Regions from separate parts of the Homo sapiens genome. Here region 1 is linked to region 2. The links are chromatin loops, found by intact Hi-C in ENCODE. Cell type or tissue: HCT116. All regions are shown on one strand.

Region 1 (8,000 bases), 140 kb after region 2:
CCTCTGGGCTCCCTGGCCTTCTGAGGTGACGGGGAGGCTCTGAGCCCACACGTGGTCTCTCACAGGCTTTGGGGCTGCATTCACAGTTTCTCAGTTTCCCTGACAGTGGGGGTTCACTGAGATGTTAGGGACCCCTGTAGTGATAATATCCGCTATGACTTATGAGCGCTCCCTACCTGTCAGCCACAGTCCCGGGAGGAGCAGCCTGGGTTCCTGCTGGGGAGAACCCCTTGAGCCAGCGTGAAGGCTGTGACCTTCCCAGGTCTTATGGGCGGGGATTCCTCAGAGAGACTCGTGCCTTGCTTCACTTGAGGCCTGAAAAAGCTCCTGTTTGTTCTTTGATTTGGGAGGGGGCGGGGGTTGCATTTTCCTTGTTTTTTGCTTTGTTTCCGTGCATGTATAGAATTGAGCCAAATGGAATAGATGCTTTAAACTCTGAATGCATTTTGCCATTGCTGTTTAAAAAGCTTGTTCTCGTTTAAATTCACGTCATCAGTGAATGAGAGTGTTTACCTCACAATATCCTCACCGGTTTTATATATCATGCTTTTCAAATTTGTGCCAATTTTAGAGTGGGAAAATGGTTGTGAATGTGAACTTATAAAGGAAATAATTGTTGGCTGTTGTGAAAAATGAATATTTGTGTTCATTTCCTAAAAACTAGAGTTGGATCCCTAAGAATACCCAACATTGTCAAACAACAGCAGGCGGGCCAGGTGCGGTGGCTCATGCCTGTAATCCCAGCACTTTGGGAGGCCGAGACAGACAGACCACTTGAGGTCAGGAGTTCGAGACCAGCCTGGCCAACACGGTGAAACCCCGTCTCTACTAAAATACCAAAATTAGCCAGGGGTGTTGGCGGGCGCCTGTGATCCCAGCTACTCAGGAGGCTGAGGAAGGAGAATCGCTTGAACCCAGGAGGCAGAGGTTGCAGTGAGCTGAGATGGCGCCACTGCACTCCAGCCTGGACAACAGAACAAGGCTCTGTCTCAAAACAAAACAAAAAAACAAAAAACAACAACAGCAGCCACCTGCTTCTTGAGCAGCCTTGAATGTCTGTTCTCCTGTAAGCTCTGGTGAGGAAAATCCTCTCGGAATTTGCTGCCGTCCTCCCCTCTAGGGCTGGGACATAGGATGAGTACTCCAGGCTGGATTTAATAGAGATGCAGTTGGATATCTGAAACATGGACTCCAGCCGGAGGCTAGCACACTCTGTCCTGCCTTGGAAACTCCAGAACTAGAGTTTGGGGGTGAAGTCAGCACAGTTGACACAGTTGTCAGGGGAGGGGGGTTGGTTGGCTGTGATTCTGGGCCACTGGGGACACTTGGGAAGGTTGGCTTTGCTATGCTGCAGTAGGAACTTCTTGGACACGCAGTCCCCAAGGTTTGGATATTCCCTTGCTGGGCTACATGCATCCAGGATGAGCTAAACCCTGGTCCCACCTGCTCTGACCATAGCCCTCTCTGGAGCCTCTTCCAAGCCTCAGTGCTACTGGGTGGAATTGAAGGAGAGACCCTTTTAGGCTTGAGGAAAAGGACAGTCACTGGATAGCCAGAGCTGTGGAAAATAGGGACAAGGCTTGGCCAGGCAAAGCCATCGATTCAGGAGAAGGCAGGAGAAGCTTGGGTCAGGTGGGGCTCCAGAGGGGCTTCTTGCCCCCAGAGGGGCCTTGGACTACAAGGTCCCAGAGCTCCCCTGATTCCAGGATTCTGCAAAAGAGTGAACCAAGAACAACCTAGAGCAAACGTCTCTGAATCAAAAAAGGGACAGCACCTCGGGGCACAGAGGTGGGCATAGAGGGAACAGGCTGTTACGCACCTGTGTGACCCCAGGCATGTCACTTAACCTCTCTGGGCCTAACTTCTTCACCTAGAAAATGACAGTTAGGGCAAACTCTGAGGAATGATTTTATTTTGGGATTTGTGCATGCAGCCAGGTCTATGTGAGCCATAAAGATAACTCTTCCCTCTCTGCATCTTCCAAACCTACCAAAGAACCGAGGCTGACAGAATAGAAACGGGGACGCTGAGGAGGTGGGACTGGAGGCGTCCTCCTTCCTTTCTTGGTATGGCCGGAGCTCCCTCTGCCTCCAGACAGGCCACTCCTTGGGCTTCCATTTGCACATCTTATCCCTTTGATGATAGAACATGCCCTACCTGCCCGCAGGTTTGACAAGGCAAACATTTGGTTCCGTTTATTGGGGTAGCTCAGGTCCACTGCTTCGTAGGTGTGATTTCACTCAGTCCTTCACACAAACCGTGAGGTTGACCTCATGTTCATCCCCACAACACAGATGAGAAAACCAAGGGTTAGAGGACAGGCAGTGAGGGGCAGGCAAAGCCAGGGGTCAGATCTGTTCTGGCTTCAGAGCCTCGACTCTGTCTCACAAATAGAATATTTTCTTCTAAAAGTCATAGCACTGTCTTTGGGGTGGGGTGGGGCCACGGATTTTCTTGTCGAAAAAGATCTAGAGCTCTCATATGGAAATGGGTCCACAGGGGCAAGGAGCCTGGCCAGGAGTTGGAACACTGATGGATGGATACTTTTGGAAGGTGCTGGGAATGGGCACGCTGTCAAAGTCACTGGCCACTGCTCTCACCTGTACATGGTATTGAGTACTGGTCCACGTACTCAGCCAGTTCCTTCACAAGTCTGCGAGAGTGGGCACATACCTGAAGAATGAGGATGGGGCGGGGAGGGTGAGGAGGGAAAATGGGAGCATAATGCAGGGTCCTACCTGGGGGACTGGATATTGATTGGGAGCTTCCCGGACAAGTGAGGCAGGTAAGACTAGGTGAGGGCTGGTGAAGACAGATGAGGCTAGGTGAGACTAGGTGGGGGCAGGTGAGAGCAGTGAGACTGGGTGAGGGCAGATGAGTCTAGGTGAGGGCAGCTGAGGGCATATGAAGCTAGGTGAGTCTGGGTGAGGGCAGGTGGGGCAGGTGAGAGCAGATGAGACTGGGTGAGGGCAGGTGAGGGCAGATGAGGCTAGGTGAGACTAGCTGAGGTCAGGTGAGGGCAAATGAGACTGGGTGAGGGCAGATGAGGCTAGGTGAGACTAGCTGAAGGCAGGTGAGGACAAATGAGACTGGGTGAGGGCAGGTGAGGTCAGGTGAGACTGAATGAGGGCAGATGAGGGCAGGTGAGGGCAGGTGAAGCCAGGTAAGGGCCTGGGCTTTACTGGGAGATGCAGAAAGGCAAGGACAACCCTGAAGAGCAAATGCAGACTTGCTGAGCCTGAGGACATCCAACCACATGCCTTCCCGGAGTCCCTCTGTTTCCTGCTCCAGCCTCATATGACGACCCTCCCCCCACCCGACCTGCCTCCACAGACACAAAGGTGTCATGTGACACTGGCTGAAGAGAAACCTGTGCTCTGTCCTGAAGAGAATCTTCACAGTGAAGGGACTAGAAAATAGAGTGAAGATGACCACCGAGGGGAGCAGGTACATGGGCCCTGCTTGGGGCTGATGGGAAGACAGGAGGGAACTACATGGGCTGCCAGCTCCAGAAGGACATGAGCCAGTATGTGACCCTGCTCTGACCACTCTGAATACTGCAAGTGTCCACAGAGGCTGCACTGTGGCTCCTTACAGATGTGACGCCTGCTGTCACTGCCTCAGTTGTTCCACATGCCAAGCATCCAGGAGAGACGACAGATTTTCTCAGGTTCCAATGATACACTGTAGCAAAGCAGAGAGATGAGCTGAACACCACTGCTGCTGTCAGAGATGCCAGGAGAAGCCAGCAATTTCTGCCCCTCCCCTGGAAGGACTTTGGGAGTCCTGACACCTGGTGGTAGTCAGCCACCGACCAGCGCAGCTCTTCAGGACACTACTAGAAAAGTGTCCCCTCGCCTCCCCGCTACTGCTGCCCAAACAGAAGCTGAGTTTCTGCTCTACTTTTCTGCAAGTGACCTTCTGCCAGCAACTAGGGTGTTCTATCCTTTAGAATTCTCATCCTTTCACAGATCTCTCCAGCCTTCCCTGTGGAAACAGATCAGCAGACACTCTTGAAACCACAACCTGTAGTCATCCATCCAGGGCTTAGAGGAATTCCTTGATTTCAAAGAAACCTGAAATGTCATGTGTGTGGGGCTGTTGCATTAGGAAGCCTGGATTCCCTTCATACTTCTACTTACACAGCTGTGTGACCTTGGACAAGTCACTTAACTTCTCTGGGCTTGTTTCCTCATTGATAAATGTACACCAACCAGATGACCTGGAAGGTTCTAGCCAAACTGAAACTCTGCGACTCTTGCTGAGATCATGCAGCAGTTTCTCTTCCCCAGGCCTAGGGAAGCAGATAGTGCAGAAATTTGTCACTGGAGGTTGGCTTAAACATAATGCAGGGTCCTACCTGGGGGACTGGATATGGATTGGGAGCTTCCTGGACAAGTGAGGCAGGTAAGACTAGGTGAGGGCAGGTGAAGACAGATGAGGCTAGGTGAGACTAGGTGGGGGCAGGTGAGGGCAATGAGACTGGGTGAGGGCAGATGAGTCTAGGTGAGGGCAGCTGAGGGCATATGAGGCTAGGTGAGACTGGGTGAGGGCAGGTGGGGCAGGTGAGAGCAGATGAGACTGGGTGAGGGCAGATGAGGCTAGGTGAGACTAGCTGAGGGCAGGTGAGGGCAAATGAGACTGGGTGAGGGCAGGTGAGGCAGGTGAGGGCAGGTGAGGCATTGGGGTCTGGGGACAGGTGACCCTGGGCACAGTGACTTATGTTCTTCCCACCCTCACCTATGACATGCCAATTTAGACACCACCTGTGAGGCTGTCCTTACTGATTTCCATGACAACAGCAGAGCACTGGGCACAGGACAAGCTTGCTACCCCTGGGTGTGGGGCTGAGCAGGCCTGGAAGAAACAAGGCTGCTGGGCTGAGCTTGGGGCCAGCCGCTCATTTCACCAAGCTGAGCTGTAATCACATCCCCAGGTAGCACTGTGCCTTCAGAATATGACTGAGCAGCATTATGTCTGCAGTGCTAAGCAGGTGTGATCAATAGATGGAGAGCTGTGACCAGCTGGGCTGTGATGCGGAGCCTGCAACCAAGCTGCCTGGGGGAAATTCAGGAGGCCAGCCATCGTCTTTAACCAGGGCAGCCCCGAGAGTGTCTGCAAGGGCTGCATGCCCTGAGTAGATCCTCGCAGATGCTGATCAGGGTGTCTTCTGGGCTCCACCTGGCACAGAAAAGCCAGCAAAGCTCCAGGGGCTTCCCTTCTTTCCTGGCAGAGAAAGAGCAGGCAGATTCAGAGCCCCGTGAGGCTGTCTTGAGCTCCACCGGGATCTAGGGAGAGCCAGCAGCACCACCAAGTGAGTCCTGATAGATTGTCTCAGGCTCTAGGATGGAGGAGGGGGCATCAGAGCTACACACTGCTGGCCAAGGACAGCAGCAGCCCAGGTGGTTACTTGCAGAAGAAAGGCAGCCACTTATGAACATTAAAATCGCAGGGGAGGCCTTCTCCAGGAAATGCTGGGCAGTATGTGTGCCAGTGGAGGCTGGCCGGCTCCTGGTGCCGACTCATCACTTCCCAGGGATGTGGCCCTTTGGGGAATGCCTCACAGTTTTCTCCTCAGTAAAATGGGCCTAGGTTACAGAGTGTGTGGGGGTGAACTGAGATGCTTCCCATGAGCTCCCAGGATGTAATAAATGCTCTCTTTATAAGGGACAGGGAACCTGCCTTAGAGATTTTTCCATGACTGTGTTAGAGGACTAAGGAATCCTTCTCTCCAGCCAAGCGCTGTGTTCCTTTGAAGAATCCTTTGGTCAGTTGGGCATTGAGAAAGGGGTGGCTTGGAGATGCAGGAAAATGTAAAATGTTCCCTGTCCTCTGGTTCTCAATTTGAGTGTGTGGACATGGAGCAATTAGAAATAACACTCCAAAATGCAGGATCCGATGTCATGCGTATACGAATTGTTCCCTAATGCTTAACTCAACTCCCTGTCCTTCCAGAATTAATAAACTAGTGAAAATAGTGGGAGGGACAATACTCAATCCATTTGAACATAGGTGCTGCATTTCACTCTGGACAGCAAATATGTTTCTAGAAAGTTCCACATGGCATGGGCATTTTGTAAATTGAATTACGTATTTAAAAAAAAAATGCTTTTTGTTGATCTATAATGCACGTGCCCAAAAGCGCACCAACTGAACACACCTATGTAACCAGTCTAGATCAAGAAACAGAACATTATCTAAACCCCTACATTTCCTCCAGTCATTTACCCCCTCAGGGTAACCACCAACGTGGCTTCTAAGAATATAGAATAATTTTGCCAGGTTTTACTTTGTTTAAAAGGATTCATATAGTTTATACTCTTTTGTGTCTATCTTCTTTGGCTTAACTTGGTGTTTGTAAATTTCATCCATGGTGTTCTATGTAGTTGTAAGTTTGTGCTCATTGCTGTAAAATATTCCATTGTGTCAATATATCACCATTTCTTGATATCCATCCTACTATTAATTAGCATTCATAGAACCACCAGTTTTATTCTATAACAAATAGTGCTGCTATGCATATCCTAGTACATGTGTTTTGGTGAACGTATATGTGCATTTCTGTTGGGCATATGCCTAAGAGTGGAGTCTTTGAGTCAAGGTTATGTGCATACTCAGTTGTACAGAAGTTGTACCAATTCAGCCTCTCGACAGCAGTGTGTAGGAGTTCCAGTTGCTCCACATCCTTGACAACACGTACTATTTCCTGTTTTCCATTTTTTTTTTTTTTTGAGACGGAGTCTCACTCTGTCACCCAGGCTGGAGTGCAGTGGCTCGATCTCAGCTCACCACAAGCTCCGCCTCCTGGGTTCATGCCATTCTCCTGCCTTAGCCTACCAAGTAGCTGGGACTACAGGTGCCTGCCACTACACCAGGCTAATTTTTTGTGTTTTTAGTAGAGACAGGTTTTCACCGTGTTAGCCAGGATGGTCTCCATCTCCTGACCTCGTGATCCACCTGCCTTGGCCTCCCAAAGTGCTGGGATTACAGGCGTGAGCCACCACGCCCAGCCCTGTTTTCCATTTTAACTATTATGGTGGGGGTCTATTGGTATTAGATTATGTCTTTAACTTGCAATAAGCATATTCTATGTTTATTGGCCATTTAAAGGTTAGATCCCCTAACCTTGTAAAGAAAATGCCTATCCAAATATTTTGTGCATTTTTCTATTTGAATATCAATCTTATTCTTGTTGATTTGTAAGAGTTCTAGGAAGACAATTCCTTTGAAATTGGAGAACTTTTTGTGATATGAATAATGTTTGGGTCTACGTTTAGAAATCTGAATACTGGATTTTCTTAGAAGCAGGTCACTGTATACATACTTAAGAATTTCAACAGCGAGGTAAATCTAAGCATGGGGAAAATCAGCCTCAAATGTTCCCAGATAGAAAGCTTCCTCTCGAAAGATGAGAAGATTACTGCTTTTTCCTCCAGTTTATTTCATGGTGGTGTGGCAAATGGGGATGGGCAAGGTCATTCCATATGGTGTGCTGGAACAAGGACAGTGAATTAAGTGGCTGGTGGACAACGAGGAAAGAGATAAATGGGCCAACCAAAAAAGCACCTACAGTTCCGCGACTGGGCTTGATTCCCAACTGGGCACATCAATGTGCTCAACAGCACGAGTGGGATGAAATTTCATCTGATAGGGGATTGCTGACAAATAACAAATGAGTGGCAGGGGATTTACAAGTTAGATAAGCAAGTATCTAGAGAATCATTGTTAGCTCAGCTAAGAAAAATGCCTTTGCTTAATTTGGGGACCGTCGTAAAAGCCAAAACATGGAACAAAAGTATCTCTGGAAGCCACCCAGAAGAGTGCAGATGTGCTACCAGGCATACTTTAGGACTTCTCTGTTATCCTAGGTGTGAGGCACAAGGACTAGCCCTCAAATCCTAAGTCCACGTTTCAGAGAGTGGCCCAGCCACCAGCTGTGGTCTGTCACCTACCCTGCCATATGCAGCCCTTTGGTGCTACTATTAAAGGAATTTCCCTTT
Region 2 (8,000 bases):
GCCAGGAGGGCAGGGTCTATACCAACACGGCAGCTGCCATGTCCCTGCACTGTTGGAGGGCAGCAGGGAAGGAACATATTCTTTCTTTCTTTTTTTTTTTTTTTTTTTTGAGACAGAGTCTCGCTTTGTTGCCCAGGCTGGAGGCTGGAGTGCAGTGGCGCAATCTCGGCTCACAGCAACCTCCGCCTACCGGGTTCACGCCACTCTCCTGCCTCAGCCTCCGGAGTAGCTGGGACTACAGGCGCCCGCCACTACGCCCGGCTAAATGTTTTTTGTATTTTTAGTAGAGACGGCGTTTCACCGCGTTAGCCAGGACGGTCTCGAACTCCTGACCTAGTGATCCACCCGCCTCAGCCTCCCAAAGTGCTGGGATTACAGGCGTGAGCCACCCCGCCCGGCCGGAAGGAACATTTTCTAAAAGATGGGCGTGACTACTCCCAGACGGCAGCAAGGGTGCTGGGCGGACACAGTGGATTGTTACTCTAAGCTGTGCCATTCTGTAGGCTAAGACCAGCTTAGGAGACTCCAGGGGACCGCAGGGCAAATTACACTCAACACTAGAGGATCAGGGTGAAAGTCACAGGAGAATCTTCTTTTTTTTTTTTTTTTAGACAGAGTCTTCCTCAGGCTGGAGTATGCAGTGGCATGATCTTGGCTCACTGCAACCTCTGCCTCCCAGGTTCAAGCGATTCTTGTGCCTCAGCCTACTACCAAGTAGCTGGGACTATAGGCGTGCACCACCACAACCAGCTAATTTTTGTATTTTTAGAAGAGACGGGGTTTTGCCATGTTGGCCAAGTTGGTCTCAAACTCCTGACCTCAAGTGACCCACAAACCTCAGCCTCCCAAAGTGCTGGGTGGGACTACAGACATGAGCCACCACGGCCAACCAGGAGAACTTTCAAATTGGCTGCCTGGCTCCAAGACTTTGACATACTTATCCCTTTATAGCCAATACATTTGACAGCATGCGATAAATTAAGAGCTATGTACACGGTTTTAATTCAATTCATAATATTTTGCTTTTTCTCTCCCTGGGGCATGTTTTACTTTTATTGTGGGCCAAGAGGTAAGACAGTAGGGATTTAAGTAAGCAGAGAGGAGTCGTCTAGACCCTCAGCTGCCAGCCTTTTGAGTCCTGGGTTTTCATTTTCTGATCCCATAAGTGATATTTCTGCCACCCCTCACCTCTGCCCCAGTGATGTATAAGCAAGGGAAGGAGAAGAAAGGAGAAAAAGCAGCGCCCACGTTGCCAGGTTCATGCCTTAAACAGTTCTCTAGATTCCAATGTCTCTGCCAACATCATGCCAAAGAAGATCCAACATCAAGTGCACATGTTGAACAGCTGAACCTAACTCAAGCCAGTTAGGGAGAGAAGTTTCCATGCTCAGAGGAGGCATCCCCTGTGATTTGTTTAACTTCACATTTTCTCACCTCTGCCTTGGAAGTGACAGGTGTTTAATTCTAAATTGTAACAGTTAATGGACTTTTAAAGACATTTTCCTGATATTTTTCTGAGGGAGTACAAGACAGACTTCAAAGTCAGAGTTCCATGCAGATAAGCACACAGATCCGTAGACAGAGGCGGTAGAGGAAAAGTGAGTCACTAAGTTTTCTTTAATGGAAACTGCATATCTTCAAAAGCTGGAGTGCAAACTGACACTAATACCACATCGATGCCATAGAATGAATGAGACAAAATGATGAAATGCAGGGAGAAAACTCGTATTGAGAAAAATTAAAAGAATCCTGCAAATCACTTGTGGCGTTACAGTTGATTTAAAGTGAAAGCATTCAATACAAATGTTCCACAAGGTGGCAGCCTTGCTTTTCCAAAAAATTTTTATCTGCCTTGCATACACCAAGCATTACTTTCCTTTCCTTTCCCTCCCTCCCTCCCTCTGTTCCTTCCTTCCTTTTTCTTTCTTTCTTTCTTTCCTTCTTTTTCTTTCTTTCTTTCCTTCTTTCTTTCTTACTCTCACTCTCTCTTCATTCCTTTCTTTGTCGTCCCTTCCTTTCTCTCTTTTTTTTTTTTTTTGAGACAAAGTCTCACTCTGTCACCCAGGCTGGAGTGCAGTGGCACCATCTAGGTTCGCTGCAACCTCTGCCTCCCAGTTAAAGCGATTCTCCTGACTTAGCCTCCTGAGTAGATGGGATTACAGGCACCTGCCACCACGCCCAGCTAATTTTTGTATTTTTATTAGAGATGGGGTTTCACCATGTTGGCCAGGCTGGTCTTGAACTCCTGACCTCAAGTGATCCTCCCACCTTGGCCTGCCAAAGTGCTAGGATTACAGGCGTGAGCCACCTCACCCGGCCTTTTTTTTTTTTTTTTTTTTTTTTTTGGCAGGGCCTTGCTCCACCCAGGCTGGAGTGAAGTTGAGGGTTCCTCAAACTCCTGGGCCCAAGCGATCCTTCCACCTCATCCTCCCAAGTAGCTGGGATTAGGGGCATGCACCACTACACCCAGCTAATTTTTAAAACTATTCTGTAGAGACGGGGTTCTTGCTATTTTGCCCAGGCTGGTCTCGAACTCCTGGCTTGAATCTATCCTCCCGCTTCGGCCTCCCAAAGTGCTAGGATTACAGGGTGAGACACTGCACCCGGCCCACACATGATCTTTTTTTTTTTTTTTTTTTGAGACAGAGTCTCTCGCTCTGTCACCCAGGCTGGAGTGCAATGGCGCGATCTCAGCTCACTGCAACCTCCACCTCCTGGGTTCAAGAGATTCTCCTGCCTCAGCCTCCCGAGTAGCTGGGATTACAGGCACTAGCCACCACACCCAGCTAATTTTTTGTATTTTTAGTAGAGATGGGGTTTCACCATGTTGGCCAGGATGGTCTTGATCTCCTGACCTCGTGATCCGCCTGCCTTGGCCTCCCAAAGTGCTGGGATTACAGGCGTGAGCCACCATGCCCAGCCCACACATGATCTTTAACAGAAAAACTAACCATATAATAAAGAAGATATACAGAAAATTACAGAATATCTCAGAGATGACTTGCTTAATGAAGGAGAAACATTGTGGGAGGCTTTGAACTGACATGCCTCAGCTAAATATTGACCAACTCAGAGAAATTAGTGCTTTACCACATTTACCATTAGCACTTGCTGTTTGTGTTTGCTTACATTCGGCAAGGAAGGAAATTAATGTTTGGAATCTCTATGCAACATCTTGTTACTAGCCAGGTTATCTCTTCAGTATCATCAATGTCAAATCTTTATTGAAGCCTGCTCTATTCAAAGCATTCTGCTAGGTGCTAGTCTTCTTTCTAGGAGAGTTCTCTTGCCAAGAGGATGAAATGGGAGAAAACAGTGTGCTTATAGTACTTACCACACCTAGACTTATATAATATTTAAACATTCAATAGTGGGTGAAAATATATTAATAACTCCTTTATGCTTTGCAGAATGTCATGCGAGCTCTTCCCCAAAATTTTATGATCCAAAAAGAATTAAAGGAATGTTCACAGTAGCATCATTTCAAATAAAAATTCAGAAACAACATAAATATCTAGCACCATGAAAATGGATAAATTGTGCTCTAATTGTACAATGAAATTCTAGGCAGCTGTTAAAATGGCGAATGAGTAAATTAAGTTACTAAGCTATTGTCTCTCCGTTCCATCCCCTCGCTTGCACACATACTTGGCTTTGTCATGATGGGGCCGGTCCCAGACCCTGCAAAACCCGTTTCCCTTTGCTTGCTGGCGACGTGCTAGGCTCTGCCGATAGGGGGCAGTAGAGGGAGCCTGCAAGCCGGGAGGAGGGAAAGGGGCTCGTTCCTCTCTGTGTCCGGTCAGTGTTATTTGTGTCTGTACTCAGCCTTCATCCTGGCAGCGGTTAGTACCAGTCTCCTGGTTTTTTTTGTGTGTGTGTGTGGTTTTTTTTATGTTTTGTTTTGTTTTTGTTTTGCACTCCCGGAACCAGCCACATTGTGTCCTCTCCCCGCTCCCGCCACCCGCCCAGGCACTGGCACCAGGCGCCTCTTGGGAACGGCAGGCCTTTCTTTCCAGTTTCTGGATTTTAATCCCCCAGCCTCTTCTCTTAGTACCCTGGACCAGGGAGTGGTAGCTGCTTCCAGCATTTACTTTCTTCTTTGCTTCTTCACTCTTCTAGCACCTGTTTAACCAGCTCCTTCTATTAATTTTTTTTCTGTTAAGCTCCCCTTCCCCAGTCCTAAAAAAAAATAATAATAATAATCTATTGAAATACTTAATGTGGACCCTGACTCATACAATGACCATGTGTCAGGAACTGCAGATTTATAACACAGGTAGATAAGGAGGTAGAGGCATAGCAGACATGCATATATACATATTAGAATATTTCCATATACATATGTGTTATATATAAAATGCAGATATATACACATGTAAGTACATATGTATTTCTTACATGAGCTATATTTAGACCTATGTGTACATATATATAAAATTTCCTGCCAGGTGTGGTGGCTCACGCCTGTAACCCCAGCACTTTGGGAGGCCGAGGCAGATGGATCACCTGAGGTCAGGAGTTCGAGACCAGCCTGACTGATATGTTGAAACCCCGTCTCTACTAAAAAAAAACACACAAAAATTAGATGGGCGGCATGGTGGCGGGCACCTGCAGTCCCAGCTACTTGGGAGGTGAGACAGGAGAATTGATTGCATCCAGGAGGCAGAGGTGAGCCAAGTTTGTGCCACTGCACTCCAGCCTGGGCGATGGAGCGAGACTCTGTAGCAAAACAAACAAACAAACAAACAAACAAAACAAAGAATTTCCCCTAATCCTTACAATAAATGCTATGAGAAAGATACTATTATTCCTATTTTACAGGAGGAGAAACTGAATCTCAGGGAGATTAGTTAATTTCTACAATGCATAGCTAATAAGTGGTAATGCTGGGATTTGAATCCAAATATCCCCAACTCCACAATCTGTATCTTTCCCATATGCTTTAAAGTTGTTTAGACCTCAATTCAATCTATCCTTAACTGTGTTCTGCAATATAACTCAGTCCTTAGGCTAATCCACAACTGTCTTCTTACCTAATAGTGTAAGTAAATATAGCACTATTCTAATAAGTACTAGAGAATATAATCACCATAATACAAGACTGTTTCTGTGACTGAAGTTATGGGGAGGTTGAGAAAACTGTAGGAAAAGCATGGACATTTCTAACTCCAAGTTACTTGTCATTCATTCATTCAGTTAATATAATATAGTGCCTATTATGTGCCTGAAGATGTGCTGGACTCACGGTGATAAACAAAATAGAAATAGTCCTTCCTTTAAAAACTTTCCAATCTAAGGAAAGTGACAGTCTTTAATTAAATAATCATGCATAGGAGAAATACCTAACTATATCACACAGAGACTTAGCATAGACTGGGTACTTGACTACAAAGGCTGTTCTAAATGCAGCCCCCTGCCCCACACACGCACACTCAAGAGCTTGGCATCTGCCCCTCTCAATGTCTAGGACGGCATGCCTAGTCTGATTTTGTTTACCAGGAACTCATCAGTTCTCAGTCCAAAGTAATCTAAGAGAGATATCACAGTAATAGAGAAACAGAGATAGTGCAGCTACATAATGTTTTCTAAAAACCTGCTTTTCTGGTCATTTCACAACTTGCCTCCCATGTGACTTGTGACACTAATCAATGTTTTCAGTGGCAGCCTCTTAGCCCAGACTTTTCCTGTAGCCTAAATACAATCAACAACATATACCTGGACTGATCAGAGAATAATAGCCAGGAAGCTTTGTGAGGGACAAACTTCAAGAAATGCAGAAACAGCCGGGCGCGGTGGCTCACGCCTGTAATTCCAGCACTTTGGGAGGCCAAGGCGGGTGGATCACGAGGTCAGAAGATCGAGACCATCCTGGCTAACACGGTGAAACCCCATCTCTACTGAATATACAAAAAATTAGCCGGGCGTAGTGGCGGGCGTCTGTATTCCCAGCCACTCCGGAGGCTGAGGCAGGACAATGGCGTGAACCCAGGGAGCGGAGCTTGCAGTGAGCCAAGATCAGCCACTGCACTCCAGCCTGGGCGACAGAGCGAGACTCCGTCTCAAAAAAAAAAAGAGAAATGCAGAAACAGAAAATCTAACCAAACCAGAAGCTCATATAGTAATCAGGGCTGAGAATCTATTTATCACCCCACCATGACAGCTAAATCTCTAAACTCCCTTTTAGGTGCATTTTGTAGTCAGGAAACAGATCATTAGACCACCCTGCAGCAAAGAAAAAGAAAAAGACCTTGTGGAGTCAAGGTCCACTGATGGGTACTAAAAATTAGCGGGGGGAACTTCACAGAGAAGCAGGATTTCTGCATAGCCTCAAAATGCCTCTTCCCTAAGGACTTATTAATTACTGCAGTGATTGCACAAATTCTTTGATATTCCTCTTTCAGGCAGTGGAATCTCTTTTGTTTTGGTTTTTGAGATGGAGTTTCATTCTGTTGCCTAGGCTGGAGTGCAGTGGTGCTATCTTGGCTCACTGCAAGCTCTGCCTCTCGAGTTCAAGCAATTCTTGTGCCTCAGCCTCCCAAGTAGCTGGGATTACAGGAACATGCCACCACGCCTGCTAATTTTTGTATTTTTAGTAGAGATCAGGTTTCTCCATGTTGGCCAGGCTGGTCTTGAACTTCTGACCTCAAGTGATCTGCCCGCCTCGGCCTCCCAAAGTGCTGGGATTACAGGTGTGAGCTGCTGTGCCCAGCCAGGAAATTGAATCTAATTCCTCTCTTTTTGAGTGTGGCTGGACTTAATGACTGTTTTCTAATGAATAGTGTAGGGAAAAGGAAAAAATGATAACTTTACATGAAGACAACATCTTAACCAAGTGATCAAGGTTAATATCACCGTAAAAAGTCACATTGATTATCAAATACATCTTGACACGATGACATGGGAAAGGCATGTCACCTCTCTGGTTTTCTTCTCAAAAATCCATAACCCATTTGTTCAGACTTAATTTTTTAAAAAATCCATAATCCCAGGCTAGTCATGAGAAAACATTAGATAAACCCAAATTAAGGGACATTATACAAAATACCTGACCAATATTTTCTTGTTCCTTTTTTCAGGAGTCTGTCTAGTCCACAAAGACTACAACTCCTACGCAAGTCCTAGTGCTGTGCTGGGCTTAGAGCCAGTGGGCCTGGGGGACACCCACCCTAGTGAGACACCAGTCAGGGAAGCTTAGGGAGTGCTTGCATCACTCCTTCCCCAACCCCAGGCAACACAGCTTGCAGCTCCAAAAGAGACCCCTTCCTTCCACTTGAAGAGATGAGAAGGAAAAATAAAGAGAACTTTGTTTTTGTAACCTGGATGTAAGCTTAGCCTCAGTAGGATAGGGCACAGGGCAGAGTCGTGAGGCCCCAGCTCCCAGATGACATATCCAGACACACTATGGGCCGGAAAGAAACCCACTGCCTTGAAGGAAAGGACCCAGTCCTGGCAGGATTCATCACTTGCTGACCAAAGAGCCCTTGGGCCCTGAATAATCAGTAGCGGTAACCAGGTAATACACACCATAGGCCTTGGGTGAGACTTGAGACATGCTGGTTTCAGGTGTGACCTGCATATTCAAAGCTGTGGTGGCTACAAGAAGAGACTCCTTTTGCTTGAGAAAAGGAGAGGGAAGCTTACAGCTTAGATACCAGCTCGGTCACAGTGGGGGAGAGCACCACGTGGGATTTATGGGTCCCCAGTAGCAGGCCTTGGCTCTTAGATGGCATCTCTGGACATACCCTGGGTCAGAGGGGAGCCCACTGTCCTGAAGGGTGAGTCCCAGGCTTGGCAGCATTCATCATAAGCGGAGTAAACGGCCCTTGGGCCTTAACTGAACAGCAGTTGTTCACTGACAGTACTCCCTGTGGGCCTGTGGTGGTGGTAGACATGGGGAGAGACTCCTCTGCCTGGGGAAAGGGGAGGAAAGAGGGGGAAGAACTTTGTCTTGTGGTTTTAGCCACAGTAGAATAGAGTGCAAGGTAAATTTCTAAGGTTTT

Evidence for each region. Peaks named below come from ENCODE experiments on the same cell type or tissue, not always from the same donor. Only the 100,000 strongest peaks of a DNase experiment are listed, where the experiment ranks them.
Region 1: a loop joins it to region 2, with 8 times the contacts of the local background. A loop is called at or near these places in 8 of 110 quality-filtered maps.

Annotation. Positions count from the first base shown.
Region 1 is chr13:21,334,152-21,342,151 of GRCh38, reverse strand. The region is part of intron 1 of LINC00539 (long intergenic non-protein coding RNA 539); the gene reads left to right. It also overlaps the pseudogene MIPEPP3. Among named protein-coding and RNA genes, the nearest start is that of LINC00539, 6.7 kb to the left of the region's middle. RefSeq lists enhancers at 3,094-3,650, 4,568-5,150. In HCT116, a CTCF peak has its summit at 3,796 (motif pointing left); no DNase peak of the experiment used is centred here.
Region 2 is chr13:21,472,934-21,480,933 of GRCh38, reverse strand. No RefSeq gene overlaps it. Among named protein-coding and RNA genes, the nearest start is that of ZDHHC20, 18 kb to the right of the region's middle. RefSeq lists a silencer at 3,577-3,626. In HCT116, CTCF peaks have their summits at 1,810 (motif pointing right) and 3,727 (motif pointing right); DNase peaks (open chromatin) are centred at 1,833 and 3,743; H3K4me3 peaks cover 698 bases; H3K27ac peaks cover 423 bases.